Linked DNA regions of Mus musculus: region 2 is linked to region 1. The links are chromatin loops, found by intact Hi-C in ENCODE. Cell type or tissue: left cerebral cortex. All regions are shown on one strand. Links, peaks and the distances in the headings refer to the core of each region. The heading gives the core; the rest is flanking DNA.

Region 1 (8,327 bases), core at 301-8,300:
CAAGAGGCAGATATTATTATTACACTATATGAGTCCATGCAAATATAATCTCCTGGAACAAGAACCACACAGACCAAACAGGAACACATTAGGGATTTGCTAGGGTATAAGAAAAAAGATGAGACACTGCATAGGAATGCAGAATTGGAGAGTTAGTGGATATTCCCTCTCTTGACTGTGCTGGTGTTACATAATCACATGGACCTGTCAAAATTCAAAACCATAGCCCAAAGGTACATTCTATAACATATAGATTAATTATACCAATGTGCTTTATTTTTAAAAAAGTTAGGTGATCCAATACTTTCCCACCCAGGAAGCAATTCTAGCAGCAGGAAAACCGTGGACAAAGATCCACAAGAGCACAGTCTGAGGAGGAGGAAGAGCACTTACTGCTCTTCAGAGGACCTGGGTCCAATTCCCTGCTCGCTTTCACTTACAACTCTAGTTCCAGGGGAGCCTGCTTCCCAGCGTACCTACATGCAAATGGTATACACAAACTCAGGCATACATATTTTAAACATAGGACAAACTGGGGACAAATACGCACAGGGGATTGATAGACTGTCATCAAATGTTTAAAAAAAAACTGTACTGACTGAAAATGCTTGTGCTATATGAAAGGAGGGGTCTAAAAACCACATAAGCAGCATTACAACTACTCAAAATGCTAACAGGAGCCACTGCTGTTCTGTTCAGGAATTTTCCCCTGTGCCCATATCTTCCAGGCTTTTCCCCCACTTTCTCCTCTATAAGTTTCACTGTCTCTGGTTTTATGTGGAGTTCCTTGATCCACTTAAACTTGACCTTAGTACAAGGAGATAGGAATGGATCAATTCACATTCTTCTACATGATAACTGCCAGTTGTGCCAGCACCATTTGTTGAAAATGCTGTCTTTTTTCCACTGGATGGTTTTAGCTCCCTTGTCAAAGATCAAGTGACCATAGGTGTATGGGTTCATTTCTGGGTCTTCAATTCTATTCCATTGGTCTACCTGTCTGTCGCTATACCAGTACCATGCAGTTTTTATCACAATTGCTCTGTGTACAGCTTTAGGTCAGGCATGGTGATTCCACCAGAGGTTCTTTTATCATTGAGAAGAGTTTTTGCTATCATTTGCAGATTGCTCTTTCTAATTCGTTGAAGAATTGAGTTGGAATTTTGATGGGGATTGCATTGAATCTGTAGATTGCTTTTGGCAAGATAGCCACTTTTACTATATTAATCCTGCCAATCCATGAGCATGGGAGATCCATCTTTTGAGATCTTCTTTGATTACTTTCTTCAGAGACTTGAAGTTCTTATCATACAGATCTTTCACTTCCTTAGAGTCATGCCAAGGTATTTTATATTATTTGTGACTATTGTGAAGGGTGTTGTTTCCCTAATTTCTTTCTCAGCCTGTTTATCCTTTGTGTAGAGAAAGGCCATTGACTTGTTTGAGTTAATTTTATATCCAGCTACTTCACTGAAGCTGTTTATCAGGTTTAGGAGTTCTCTGGTGGAATTTTTTTTTTTTTTTTTTTTTTTTTTTTTTTTTTGCTGAAAGGACCCTGATATAGCTGTCTCTTGTGAGGCTATGCCAGTGCCTGGCAAACACAGAAGTGGGTGCTCATAGTCAGCTATTGGATGGAACACAGGGCCCCCGATGGAGGAGCTAGAGAAAGTACCCAAGGAGCTAAAGGGGTCTGCAACCCTATAGGTGGAACAACAGTGTGAACTAACCAGTACCCCCAGAGCTCGTGTCTCTAGCTGCATATGTATCAGAAGATGGCCTAGTCGGCCATCATTGGTAAGAGAGGCCCCTTGGTCTTGGAAACTCTATATGCCCCAATACAAGGGAACACCAGGGCCAAGAAGTGGGAGTGGGTAGGTAGGGGAGCAGGGCAGGGGGAGGGTATAGGGAACTTTCCAGATAGCATTTGAAATGTATTTAAAGAAAATAATAAAAAAATAAAAGCCAGTGTCATATTCTTGCATGGCATGGCACTCCTAGCTCTAGTTTTGCTTAAACTGCTCCTTCTCCTAGGTTCATCTCCTACCAGTCTCCACTTCACTTTATTCAAGCCATCTTGTGTTTCCATACAAACGTTACCTGACCAGAGCATCCCCAGCCTCTACATATAAAACAGCTCTTGCTTCCCACTACTACCACCATTCCATAACTAGCTTTCTTCAGGATAGTGTTTAGCATGACTCCACGTACCAGTTACTTATTTAGCCTGCTTTCCCTACTCCACCAAAGAGTTCAGTAAGAATCAGGGCTCTGTTCACCACTCAGTTTCTAACAGCTGGAGAAGTGCCTGGTAGTACCATAAGGTAGAACCAACCCAGTGTTGGTAGAATCATGAGTTTGCCCATGTTCATCAACCTGGAATGCCAGCATTTATACTCCCAATAATCCAAAACATATCCTGCATACAAGTGACAGCTATGGCTTCAACGTCCACAATGGCTTAGATATGTGTCTCTTTAAGCTTACAGTCTGTCTCCACGGTTATGTCTTCAGAACCCATTACAGGCCTAGAACAAGAAGGATCTCATGAGGGAATGGTCAAGTTCAGTAACGACATAGACACATAAGGAAGCCTCTTTTGGGTGTCTTTGTCCACAGAGAGGGCCCTTCACCCTCAACAGCATACTCTCTACCATAAGCCGCACACAAGGCTATAACAACAATCTGTACATGTGACACTCAAAAGATAAGCTGGGCCAGTCCAGAATTGGAATTAAAACTGTCCAGGTCAGGGCTGGAGAGATGGCTCGGTGGTTAAGAACACTAACTGGCTGCTCTTCCAGAGGTCCTGAGTTCAATTCCCAGCAACCACATGGTGGCTCACAACTATTGTAATGGTATCTGGTGTCCTCTCCTGGTGTGTCTGAAGAGAGTGACAGTGTACTCATGTAAATGCAATAAATGCATCTTTAAAAACACAACTGTCCAGGCCACGATTGATGCTGTGTAAGTAAAACCACAATCATCAGAGAGTGAGCTTACAGCTATGAACAGAGAAAGTCTCTTCGTCAGTGCGGCCTCAGTGTGGCCCCTGAGACACAGGTCATCAAGCTACCCAGGATTCTGACCTCTCCTCAACCCCAGAAGCCTCCTTTCCCCAAGGTTTCTGCTTGTGCCTTCCAAACATTCAGGAATTCAGTGAAGAAAAATAAAACTGACATTCTTCAACAAAAGCTGGAAAAGGGGATGGCAGGCTCACACGGGATCATATATAGAAAAATATAATTTAGCAGTGCATGCATACACAATATAGACTTAAAAAAAAAAAAAAAGAATCAGAACTCTAGGCACAAGTTAGGGACCAAAACAGACAGCCTACAGGAAAGGAATCAGGCAATTAAAGTGGAAAAGAAATGCAAGACATTACGTTTAACCAAATAGAATTCCCAAAGTTTGAATTTTGGACAGAACAAAATATCCAGAGATAAGGAAAATAATAAACGACCATGTGACTGGGAAAGAAAAACAATGTTAGTGTTGTTGTCATGAACACCAGAGAAAGAGCACCCATGCGTGCAGGGATGGAAGGGAAAGAAAAGAGGAGAGGTGGGAGGAAATGGGAAAGTCTAGGAAAGAAGGCAGCAGGCATTTCGTTACATATGTGTGCCCCTTCCAACCAGCCACCTTAGAATTGATTGGGGCTGTGGGGATACCCTTAAAGAGCTGATAACTAGAGAATGATGTAGTGGCACAGGGGCCTGGGAGGCAGAAGCAGGCTGATCTCTATCAGTTCCAAGCAGACCAGGGCTACATATTAAGAAGACCAGGGAGGGAGAGGAAAAAAAGGAGAAGAGGGGGATGAAGGAGGAGGAGAAAAAGGAGGGAGGGAGGGAGGGAGGGAGGGAGGGAAGGAGGGAAGGTAGAAAAAAATGAAAAAGAGAAAAGAATTTATGGAAACGAGATGCCAAAGATAAATCTGGAAACCATTCTCAGAGTGTTTAAAAGGATTCTCAAACTGGTGTGCAATTATTTGTCTCCTGACCCAAATAGTCCCATTTTTGCAGGCCTGTGGTGAAGCTCAGAAACAAATTTTTAACAAGGACCCCCAAGTCGGTCTGATCAAGTTGACTGACTGTCGTTGTAAAGCTTGAGAACAAAGAACGCACCTTGCCACAGCATTTCCAGTCTTGGCTCTGAACCAGACACCCAACTGCCCTTAAAAATAGATTATGTGTCTTTTCCTTTTACTGTAGACGCTTTGTTTTTTCGTAGCGTCAAAAAGAGAGCGGGGGACTAACCCATCAGAATCACCTCCAAGAGGTTTTTCCTCAGCCACACCCCACACCAAGAAATGGGAAGCTCTGAAAAGCAAAACCGGTGCATTTTTAGCAAGCACCTCTAGGGGGCAGAGAGCTCCACAAACAGTTATTAATGAGAAAATGGTCTAAAATGGTTTAAACGTGAAGACAACCTAGGGAAAAAAAATGTATACAAATCCCCACAAAGCAAACATGGACGCGTTCTATTCGGGGGCTTGCGGGCATCTTGCAAGGCGTTTAAAAGCCTGCACAGGACAATGGGGGCAGTGGGTTCGGCAATTTAGCACAGAAGAAAACAACTTCTCCTCCCTGGAAAGCAAAGCAACCAAGAAGGTAAGGCTCAGGGGCACCGGCTGCGGGACTCACTAAGTGATGGGTGTGACAACAAGGAAAGCGGCCTGGGCCTGGAGTCAGTGCCCACGGGAGAACGCCGCACCGGAGCGCCTGCCTTCCGCGCTTGGCTGCACCGACCTCGCCCGACGCCCGGACGCCCCGCACCCAGCCTCCGATCCCGGCCCCCTCCCCCTCTCCGGTGCCACCGACAGACTCGTCTCCCTTTCCCCTCCCCCCTCCCCCAGCCTCGGACACTGTCGCTCTGCCTCACCCGACCTCTCCGCCTCCGCACTGACCGTGTCACGGCCTGGCCGAAGACGGCGCCCTCAGCTCTGCAGAACAGCGCCGCAGACCTTGTCAGAGGACAAGACGCCAAGAGCACACAGCTATGCCCGCACCACGCCCGGCGGCCATCTTCCTAGGAGTCAGGAACTGACAGGTCACGTGGTCGTGTGGTGGGCGGTGCTCCTTGTGGCCACGCCTCCTGGAGGGGGCAGTGTGGGAGGAGTTGCAGGTGCTGAAGTGGCTTGGACGCCCTTCCCTCTATTTTAAAGGAATGGAAACATTGCTTCTTTGCCTGGTTTGGCTTCAGATGGTTTGGGTTGGGTTAGGTTGGGTTGGGTTGGGTTGGTTTTGATACAGAGTCAAAGTCGCCCAAGCAGGCTTCAAACTTGCTATGTAGCCAAGAATGACCTTTACGCTCCCGATCCTCCTGCCTCCACCTCCCAGCTGACCCAGCTAAATTAGTGTATTTTTCACAGGTGCCCCAGGCAATATTTTTCCCTGTCATTCGCGCTTTTGAAAGTTAATTTATAACCCGTACCTGGCATTATAAGCAATAATTCAGAGAAATAAACAACAATTACAACTTTGGAAGCCATTGCCCACTTTGCAAATGAAAGTCGCTTAGTTCCTCCTTCCAGGGTCCAGAAGTCCGAAATCTGCCTTCTCCATCATCGGAAGAATGCACTGCCTCCGCAGACGTCCATACTGCCTCCTTCCAGCTGAGGACCCCCCGCCCCAACCCCCCAAGGCCCTTCCAGACTTTGCTCTTCCCACCTCTGCAGAAGTATCACCAAATGCTATTAACTGATCCCTGACCACCATCAGCAACCCCATCCTGGCAATATTCCCTTCAAAGGGCCTCCTGACACCCATTTCCTAGTCTTCTTCCAGGCATGGTACTCCTTCCCAGGTTCCACCTACCTTAATTAATTCAGAGTTCCAGAGTTCTGCCCACGGTCAGTCTCATCCCCAATATGGCCGATATTATAGGCTCCCTCCTGATCCATCTCCGGAAGTGAGTGGGACCCCCACAGGAAGTGGAAAGTTATCTCACATATCACCCCATACTGTCTAAGCAGTTCCTGTGTTAATCACTCAGATCTATTTTAAACCTTTTACTCCCCCATGGGCTGCCGACTCTCTCAACTCCTCTCCCTACCCAGAACTCTTCTTATCTGTCAGGACACTAAGCACTTCTCAGTTAAACTCTTCAGTACTGCCCCCCCCATCCGTGGAGCCCGTTCCCCACAGCACCTGGGAGTGAGGCTCTTGGAAGGCGTGCCCTCACAGACCTTGCCCTGTTCTGCCTGCCTTCCCCTTCAAACCCTGCCAGGGCAAACTGGCCAGTATTTTCTGCTAATAGACACACTGGGCTTCGTGGTACACACCTTTGCCCTCAGCACTCAGAAGCAGAGGCAGGGGGAATCTCTGTGAGTTAGAGGCTGGCTGCATAGTGAAACCCTGTCTCAAGAGGAGGAGGAAGAAGAAGAAGATGAAGAAGAGGAAGGAAGGAGAGAAGGGAGGGAAGGGGAGGGAGAATGTTATCAAGGGGTGAGAGAGGTCACTGAAAAGATCTCACTGAAGAGAAATAGCTGCAGAAATGTAGTTCCTGTGCCCTTGGGGGCTACCCCCAGGGGCTCAGCTCACATTTGAGAAAGATTGGCTGAAGGTTCCTGGCCCTAGCCTTCCAACTCATTTCTCATGCAAGTCTCCCAGACCCTCCTTCATGTACCTTTAACTTGTGCAGAGGGACAAGTAGATTAATGGGATGACTTCCACAAGCCAGGAAGCTGGCTTTAGACAGGACCAGGCTCATGCTTTCCTACACAGAGCTCTCTGCCTCCAGCGGGGAAACCAGAATGAGGGGCAAGCACATCCCACTGATTGCCTTTGGTCTCAGACACAAGCCCAGCTCGGCGACCTACCTTTCTTCCCATCATTGAAACCAAATCCCTGCAGACATTCAGGGAGCACACCATTCTTCCCTAGGGCTGATCTGGAAAGCACTGTGGTTAGGAACTGCAGGTTAGGGTACCAGGATGCAGAGTGGGCTCAGTGAGGAGAGGCAAGGGAGGCTGGGAACACATTCCAACAATTATAAAGCCAGCCCCTGCCCTGCCATGGACCAGACAGGTCTGAACAGGAATTGGGGTAAAACTCTCAGACCTTTTCCTTTTAATTATAGGGATAAGGCATTCCTTCCATAAAATAAATTTTTTAATTATTTAAGAATGACTAGATAACATTTTATAAAAGTGATTTTTAGAAGCATTCAAAATGTTGTGGGGATTGGGAGAGATAAGAAGGCAGTGTTTGCAGGGCAGTCCTAGGTGAAGCAGGGTTAATCTACACGTTTCTATCCTCTACCTCCTGCCTCTGAACGGTTACTCTGATTCAGGGGAAAGTTTCATTTTGATAACAAGGATTTGCCAGCCCCTGGTCCCTTCCACGCTATGGACCCTCATACCCAGTCTTGCAATCGAACTACTGCAGAACTAAGGTTTCCTCCTCAGTTTTGTCTCAAAGACATGCCTCTTCCCTTGCTCTCTGGTCTTTCTCTGGTTCATGTAGCCTGCCTAGATCTTTCCAAGAGACACACCCAGTGGGGTTGATTCTGGAATCACTCAACAACCCAAGACTCTGAATCAGCGGCTTTGAGAGTCTGGCTTACCTTCTTGTCATGTGTTTTTATGGAGAAGGAAAAATAGGCATTATCTTTCCACTCCTTGCCACTCTCTCCAACAAGGCTGTAATTTGATCGCCCTCGGGTCCTTTTTCCATAGCATCAGCACCTGGCCTGATGACTTCAACGGTCTAATCTTTCTCTGTGGCTTCAGTTTCATTGTCTAGCATATTTTCCACAGAAATCTCAACATGTTTTATACACTATGTTGCTCTAAAATGGTTCTTTCTTGGCTGGTATGATAGATCATACTTATAATTCCACTGCATAGGGGAGACTGAGGCAGGAGGATTGCTGTCAATTTAAGGCCGGCCTCAGCTACAGTGTTACTCTTCTATGATTTAAAGTAAATATGGACAGCTGGAGAGATAGCTCATAGCACCTGCTCTTGCAGAGAATCTGAGTTTGGTTCCAGCACCCACATTGGTGGCCTAATAGCTGCCTATAAATTCAGTTACAGGGCATCTGACTCCTTCTCTCTTATGGCACCCCATTCCCCCAGCCCAGAGGAGTTAGAAAGTTAAGTATTTTTAAGAAGCAAATAAGATGAATATGTATTCGTTACCAAGAATTTGGCAAACACATAAAAATTTGAAGTGTCAGCTTCTTTTCTATTACCACTTAGGATTCTCTGGCTTCTTAATCGAGATATGAAGCATAAACTTCATTGGTCAACTCATACTCTAAACAATGTTGAAACGAAGAGTGGTATTGGAGATTGTGGTAGTTAAACTATCAACAGGATCTAG
Region 2 (8,327 bases), core at 203-8,202, 370 kb after region 1:
GGGCTCAGTGGGACAGCCACTGCCGAGTGTGCTTAAGGCTCTGTGTTTGCGTCCCAGGACCACAACAGGAACCACGCAAATCAACTGACGACAGCAGCATCACTACCAACAGCAAAAACAAACCCTTTGCTTGCTAAGTAGAGACATGACCTAAAAAGGGTCCAGCCTCAACTTTTAGGGATGGAAACTGCCATGTCAGAGATGCAAGCACCAATGGACGGAGCTCAGCTCACCAGTGGACGGCCACAGGTCAGTAAACCCAGGACAATGGAAGAAACTACCTGAAATGAGGTAAGAAAAAATCAAACCACAACAATAACGATAGGCCATGGGTGAAACTCAAAGCATCACGGGTACAACTGGAGAACCCAAGGGGAAGGAGTAGGCATGTCTGAAGAAACAACAGGCAGACATGTTCCAAACCCAATGACAGCCATAAACACATAAACGCTCAGAGAACTCAAGAACGTGGAGCCTCCTCAGATTCAACTCTTAGCAGCAGTGGAAGAGAAAAACCTTGGAAAGAGTTACAGACAGGGAGATCTTACGCACAGAAGAGACCTGGGTGGCTGCAGCCTCGTCAGCAGTACCAGCTCCAAGTCCGTGCAGCATCCGTGAACGGACCGCCGGACCTTACACCAGCACAGGAGCCTAAGGTGAGACACCTCGCATGCAGAAAAGCTGAAGGATTCAGTCCTAGTTCACAGATACTGCACGATGTTAAAGAAAGTGCTGGAACAGTGCGGGGGACATCTGACCATAAGCTCTTCGGATCTCTCTCTCTCACCATCACCTACTGGGAATGTGCTCAGTCACAGCGGGGCTTGTCCCCAAACATTAGCCTAAAGGCCCCGCAGCCTGTCAGGGCTAAGAGGACTGTGACCCTCAGGGAGACTGACTTCTGTGGGGAGTGAATGAGATGGCAGCAGAGGTCTTAATTAAGCTCAGGGAAACAGACAGGAGGCCCTGGAGTTCAAGGTCAGTCTTGCCTGTATAATGGGCATGAACGACAAGTGGCAAGGAATGGGCCAGGGAGACATACAAGCTTCTGGAAAAGCAGCCACCCAAGCTCCAACTTTAGAAATTCAAACGCTGCCCTCATTTTCTCTAAGAATGTGCTGAGGGGCTACCGCTCCTGAAAGAGGAAACGCTGTCATTTATCAAATGGCATTAGCAGTTAAGCAGCTCATGACAAAGAGACAACAAAGAGCAACTTCCTTTGGAAAGAAGAATACTGTAGGTACACCAAAGGAGACTCCAAAGTGCCTTACCTCAGGTTTCTGACTACAAGTTGAGACCAGCCTCACAAAGTGAGTCGTGAGAGCCAGGAGAAGGTGCCCGAAAGGCAGAGCGTGGCAAGCCGGCCAACCAGAGTCAGGGATGCAGGTGGGCAGCAAAGAGCCCAGGGCTTATGAAAAGCCTTCAGGGTACTCAGAAAATGAGGGCCCGGATTCTCAAGGGTGCGCAGGGACATTATTAGTCAGGAAAGATGTAACCGAAACATCACATGTGGGGAAAATGTTTGAATAAAGCTGCAATTTCTCTAGTGTTATAAAAAGAGCACAGACGTTCTGATAGCTCCTTCTATGGTGTTTCTGCTTTGGCTTTGAGACAGGTCTCTGTGTATAGCCCAGGCAGGCCTCCATCTCCTGATTCTCTTGGCCTTTCAGGAGCTGGTGCCACATGCCTGGATCGTCAGGGTTTCTTGGGCTCCAGAGGAATGTGGTCAGATGGGAAGAGACTGGCCTAGGTCAGAGGTACCGGTGCCCACAAGTTGTGACTCACGGTTTCCAAGTGCGGGCCACAGGAAGCACCTGGGTTCCAGTAATCCCCACACCTGATCCTGGGGCTGGAGAAGGGGCAGGTTACATGGCAAGGGGGAGGGAAGGCTGGAGGTGATTACAAGGGACCAGGAGGTGGAACAATCAGAGGCGGTCTAAAGATGCAGAGAAGACAGTCTTGAAAGGAATGCTGCACACAACTTCAATGTTGGCCCAGTGACTCTGAGCTTTAAACCACTGAATTTGTGAAAATTTGGGCTGGGAGATAGCTCAGTGGTTAAGAGCACTGACTGCTCTTCCGAAGGTCCTGAGTTCAAGTCCCAGCAACCACATGGTGGCTCACAACCATCCGTAATGAGATCTGACTCCCTCTTTTGGTGTGTCTGAAGCAGCTACAGTGTACTTATTAATAATAATAAATACATCTTTGGGCCGGAGCAAGTGGGGTTGACCGGAGAGAACAGGGCCGACCAGGATGAGCAGAGGTCCTAAATTCAATTCCCGCAACCACATGAAGGCTCACAACCATCTGTACAGCTACAGTGTACTCATATACATAAAAATAAGTAAATACATCTTTTAAAAAAACTCATTTAAAAAATTGTGAAAATCTGTAACAGGTGGAGACCCTGGCCTGCAGATGTATTCAATCTGACAGGCTGTTGAGAAAGCTCTCTGACCTGGAAGGTTCCAGGCGCCCTCCAGTGGTCAGATACAACAGCCCTACCAGAGTCTCCAGGACTTGACAGGGAAACCTTGGCTCTGCACCTGGCAAAAGTGTGTTTCCCAGGAAGAAGGAGCTGCAACATAGAAATTTGGGAGATGGCCTGCCAAAGAGCCTTCAGGGCAGAGAGTCAGGTGGAGGGTGATCAATACAGTAGTTCTTGATCTGGGCCCAGGACCGGGGCCACATCCTTTACTTTACCAGACACAACCACCAAAAAGAACCTTCTCAGTTGTTTTTAGTTCAGTGTTTCCCGTTCCTTCTACAGTGCTGCTCTTCCCACAAGGGTAAGACAGTAAGCACCCACGAGAGGTTAGCTGCTCTCTGTGCAAGGATGAGCCCACCTCACGTGCTCTTCCCTGAGCCCGCTGCTCTCTCACCTTGTCGCAGAAGACCTTTATCTGGCAGTAGGCCCGGTGAACCGGCTTGTTGCTGCGGTTGTTATAGCTGTATGTGTCGATTTGAATGTTGAGTGGCAAGCCCTTCACACCCTTCTGAGAAGAGAAATCTGTGCTCAAGCAGTTCACAGAGATGAAGACCTGTGAAGAAGAGAAGGCTCCGTGAGGGGCAACTCCAGCAGCTGGCCAGGCCCGGCCTTGCAAATGCTGACATGACAGACACTTGAGACTCTCCTGAAAGCCGCCATTTAGAGGCAGCGAAGGACTCTTCTAGAGAGCAGTGAGTACAGGTGTGCAGCAGGAGAAGGAGCATGCAAGCTCTGTTTACTCTCAGGGTGGCTCTTGGGTATCAGCCAGGACAGTGGACAATGTGGCTGTCATGGCTGGTGTCATTTTCCTGGGACACCGTAAAATGTCTCTTGGCTGCTGGGGACAACTCTGGAACTACCTGTACCTCTGGTGTCACCTTTTAGGATAGTCTGTAGCAGCCTGTGTACTTTTAAAACAAAAGCTGGTGTCTCCTAATCTATAGCTTGACTATAAAATTCCAGCAGAGTTCCCTTGCAGTACAGCCCACTTATACTAAAATGCCTTCATTTCTCTCTCTTGGAGGTATCTGGTTATAGAATCACATTGGGCCAAGTCCTCAGAGAATAATTTAATTCCAGTGATGTCTAAGACATTTTTTTCTGGGTAGCCTTTCATAATTTAACTGTAATCTGGATTCACCACATGTTTGGGTAGCCACTGCACTTGGCAAAGTTTTTCACAGGCTTTAATTATTATGCTGACCTACTGAACAGTCACAAAACACTACCACATTCCTCACTGAAGGAGACGCCACAGAGATGTGGTTGAAACATATAGAAGCCATGAAGACAATGTGCTGGGTTGGGAAGCCTTTATAGAAGGGAGAAGACAGTAACTGAGTAGGCCATCAGTGGCCACACTTCCACCAGGCAGTCACAGGGCACCCCAGAGAGCAGCGGACAGGTACTGAGGTACCTGTTTGTTTCCTTTCACCAACATCTGAAGGACCACTGACCCACACAGACAATTTTTATAGACTATGTCACTAAGCCCAGCGGGGTCGGTGGCCCTTGAGCCACAGACGAGATTCTCTTTTTTGAAGAGGAGGCTGGAGGGTGGCCCACCTAGCCCCACCCCCTGTCCTGTCTCCCATATGTTCAGTCACCCCATGTTCACTGTCTAGTGGGCTTCCTCTAAGGGTTAAGCAAATGGAGACACCCAGTAGGTGCGACACAGCAAACTGTTACTCAGTGCAGACGGTGCAGCTTGTGTGGTTGGTGAACACGCTCCACGCCCCACTTTCATGGTTCTGTGCTTGAAGATGTCTAGCATGCTCAGTGCTTTTGATTTCCCAGGCCACTGTGGGCCTGGAATTTATGTATGGACACCATACAGTAAATAGTATGTGAATCAGGTTTTTGTTTTTTAAATGGGGAGTTTCAGAGATTCAAGACCCTTGTATCCAATGACCAGGACTCCTTCCAATGACCAGGCCCCACCAGTCAAGAGCATCAGCCCTTGGTTGTAAATGGGTATGTGGTGGGGCCTGTGTGGCTCTACGGGGGGATCGAATGGAAGAGAAGCTGGACAGAGAGAGAATTAGCCCGACTGTAACAAAGAGCCAGTTCTAGGCTATATGGGTACATACTCGTGTAAGCGGAGAAAGACCGGACATCCTAAATAGACAGGGAAATGTCCAATTACAGATCTGAAGATCACCCCTATCTTATTCTCTCACCAACTCTCCCCAGATCTTTCTCACCATCCCTAGGCACTGTGGGTCCCCTCTCTGCTGATCTGACCCTGCCAGCTTCTTTACTGATCTGCTCAGGTCCTCCCCAGGTCTGCAAGGGTCCCATCGGATCCTGTCCTCCATGTAAAGCTTGTCTCTTCAGACAGGCTCAGGCAGATGCCACACACGTGCTCCGGAATGGGACCAGGCTGGGCTCGGTTGGTACGCGCTACCGAGCTATCCCTATGTCTTCCAGAAGAGGGCACTATTTCCACATTTGAAGCTCCAGAACTGCTAGGGCTGCCCCAGGCAGGAGGAGCTCATTCAGGGCTTTCCAACCACGGTGAAGCAATCGCTCACTTCCATAACCACCCTATCCCACAGACTGTATCCTCTGATTGGAGATCTGGATGGAGGGTGCCCAGGTGTGCCCCTTTCTCTAGACTGTTCACACCCAGGCACTGTGGTATCTTGCTTCTAAATACTTTCCTAATCATTTCCAGTAAATAAACAAAATTACTTGACTTTAAAAAAAAAAAAAGAGGGCTGGAGAGATGGCTCAGTGGTTAAGAACACTCACTGCTCTTCCAGAGGTCCTGAGTTCAATTCCCAGCAACCACATGGTGGCTCACAACGGGATCCAATGACCTCTTCTGGTATGTCTGAAGACAGTGTACTCATATACATAACATAAATAAATAATTATTTTTTAACGCGCGCGCGCGCCTGTGTGTGTGTGTGTGTGTGTGTGTGTGTGTGTGTACATCTCAGGTGTTATCCTTTGAAATACCATCGAGTACCTTTCAGACAGGACTTCCATCGGCCTGAAGCTCAGCAATTAGGCTAGACAGGATGGCCAGGGAAGGCCAGGCACCTCTCGTTTCTGCTTCCCCAGCACTGGGATGACAAAGGCACACAACCACACCCAGCTTTTTCCATGGGTGCAGGAGGCCAAACTCAGGTACTCGTTCTTGCAAGGCAAGCATTTACTGACTGAGTCACTTTCCCGGCCCCTGCTTTCATTTTTTTTTAAAAAAAGACTTAAGTCTAGATACGCAAGCAGGAAGTGGCTCACGGGATTTCTGAACTGCTTTGCAGAAAGATCTGTGCTTTGACTTGATGCCTTCTTGTACATATTTAAAAGAATGTTTTATATTAATCTGAAAATATGCACGTGAGAGACAGCAGACAGTCTATAGAACAGGGGCCATTGAGATGGTTCGTCAGGTGAAGAGAGGGCCTCACTAGGCTTGGTGACCTGGGTCACACAGTGAAAGGTGAGACCTCTGACCTCCACAAACATGCTGTGACATACACACACACACACACACACACACACACACACACGAGAGACAGAGAACTCTGAAAGGGGAAAAATAAAACTAATAAGAAAACAAGTTTTAAAAGAACTTTGTAAGCATTAGAAGTCATTTACTAAACCACTGTACATTTTACCTTCCGGTCAGATGGAAAATCTAAGCCTCTGTCATTCTGGGCCACGTGGCACAATTCCCAACTCAAAAATGGCTGCCTGGGAAAGTACACTCTAGCTCACCAATTCCAGGAAGTCTCTGACCCAAAGAGCCATTCCCCTGGCAAGAGGATTTCACAGTAATCCAACCCAAATCTGCCCTCCCCTTGATCCCCCGCTTCAAGTCGGGCTCAAAGCAGGAGCAGATGCCAGGATCAGCCTGAGTGCAGCGCCTGAGGGGAGTGCTGCCTCACACCCTCGCTCCATGCCTCATTCGGAAGCATCTGCTTTCTCATTATGAAAGGGCTTCCCAACTTAGAAGGCTTCAGAAGTTATCAGGAAGGCTGACTCCTCCTAACTGGGCCTCCTCCATCAGATGGACACAGACACACCAGTGAGTGGGGCCAAGGGAACAGATGCACACGGTGTGAAGGACAGCAAAGACCTCCAAGAAAGCAGCATGGCTCTTACGACAGCTCACGCAGTAGCATCGTGGAAGAATACACTGGACCGTCATGGGCATCCTGGGCTAAGCCAAGTGGTACCCATGCTAGTTTAGGCATTCACCAAAGGCTAGCAAGAAGGGCAGCTTCTCCCCTACCCTCTCCTTTCTTCTGGGCAGGGTAAGGTGCTCGACAGAGGCAGATTTGATCCGAAAATCAAAGCAACCAAGTGTTCCACAGCTCTGCCCAGTAACTAGCACTGTAACCTGGGACCCTGCTGTCACATGACCAGCCAAGGCAGAAGAGCTCTTGCCCCCTGTGATAGTCTCTGTCCACAGTGGATGAGGAGGGTGAGCCCCAAACCTTACTGCCATTACTGCAGATAAAATGATTTGAGTAATTCAGGTACCAGCCTAGCAGCACTCAGGAAAACCTGAATTTGGTTCACAACTAAAACCTGGGCGTGACATCGTGGACTGTAAGCCCAGTGCTGAGGACGCAGAGCCAAGGGGATACTTGGAGTTTGCCCATCCTTACCAACCGAGATGAGAGTTGGTGAGCTCCAGATTCAGGGAGAGACTGTGTCAAGATTTATGGTGGAAAGTGATAGAGGGCGAAGCCCAGTATCAACCTCTGGCTTCCACACACATGAGCACACATGTACACATAAACACACACACACACACACACACACACACACACACACAGAAATACATAAACATACATACATTTACCAGTCTACTTCCTATAAATACTGTTCCTTTAAAGGATGTAACCTCATTCAACGTGGCCTGGGGACTTGCTAGACAGAGCACTCTTGCCTCCTTCCTCCTCCCCACTGTCCACAAAAGCCCTGGGAGCCTCTCTCTCCAACACTGCTTTACGCCACAGCCATGTCGGACCGCTCATGTCCCCAAACCCACAGTGACAGGCCATGTGGCTGGGGATTTGGGACACCTCAGCTTGGGTGGTTCAGACACCAAAACCATCTTCAGGTGTTCCAGTTGGTGCTCACATGCCCAACCAGGATGATGCTACCCTGTAAAGGGACTGGTCTCCTACATGCCAGCACGCTTCAGTGCACCAAAGGTCTCCTTCAGCTTCAAAGCTTGAAGATTATAAAACCTGTCTTAACACGGGGTTTCTCCCGTGAAGAGTTCAGCCCCTCTTGCATGAATTTTTAATTGAAAAAGCATTTTGCACAGGCACTGACCTATGAAGTAGGAATATCCACTATCCACAGATCCTGCTATTCCATGAGGTCATATCCGTCCTCAGGTACTCAAAGTTGTTAAGAAATTTTCTCAGGATTAACAGCTCGGTGTGAACCCCACGTGCTCTAGTTGCGACTCTGCTGTATGGTACGTGACCTTTTGAGATCACACCTCAGTCACCTCTGGGAGACGTAAGTAGTTTGTTTTTGTTTTGATCTGTTGTTTGTTTAGATAGGGACTTTCTGTGTAGCCTTGGCTGTCCCGGAACTCACTCTGTAGATCAGGTTGGTTTCCATCTCAGAGATGCATCTGCCTCCCAAGTGCTGGCATTAGAGGTGTGCAACACCACTGCCCAGGCAAAATATGTTGGTTTGGGGTTTTTGTTTTTTCACTTATTTGGGGATTCAACCCAGAGCCTTCTGCACAAGAGTGAAGGGTTTTACCATTGAGCTACAGTCCCAGCCCTTGCATATGTTTTTAATAAAAGAGAAGACATAGAGTGTGTGCTTTCATAGGTCAACATTTCCACTTTCA

What was found. Hi-C counts contacts between places; a loop is a spot of excess contacts. Peaks named below come from ENCODE experiments on the same cell type or tissue, not always from the same donor. Only the 100,000 strongest peaks of a DNase experiment are listed, where the experiment ranks them.
Region 2: it touches region 1 in a loop (5-fold over the local background); 2 of 42 quality-filtered maps call a loop at or near these places.

What each region holds. Positions count from the first base shown.
Region 1 is chr12:24,971,642-24,979,968 of GRCm38, reverse strand. It overlaps Kidins220 (kinase D-interacting substrate 220), which reads right to left and starts at 5,037. Exons shown (of 32, transcript NM_001081378.1): 1 at 4,907-5,037. It overlaps Gm36236 (a long non-coding RNA gene), which reads left to right and starts at 4,372. Exons shown (of 2, transcript XR_381341.3): 1 at 4,372-4,610; 2 at 4,856-7,784. In left cerebral cortex, for the core only: CTCF peaks have their summits at 4,356 (motif pointing right) and 5,102 (motif pointing right); DNase peaks (open chromatin) are centred at 4,391, 4,600 and 5,058; H3K4me3 peaks cover 1,995 bases; H3K27ac peaks cover 1,297 bases.
Region 2 is chr12:24,597,625-24,605,951 of GRCm38, reverse strand. Grhl1 (grainyhead like transcription factor 1) reads right to left here. Exons shown (of 16, transcript NM_001161406.1): 9 at 2,886-3,044. Among named protein-coding and RNA genes, the nearest start is that of Grhl1, 30 kb to the right of the region's middle. In left cerebral cortex, for the core only: CTCF peaks have their summits at 2,486 (motif pointing left) and 4,926 (motif pointing right); DNase peaks (open chromatin) are centred at 2,479, 4,920 and 6,350.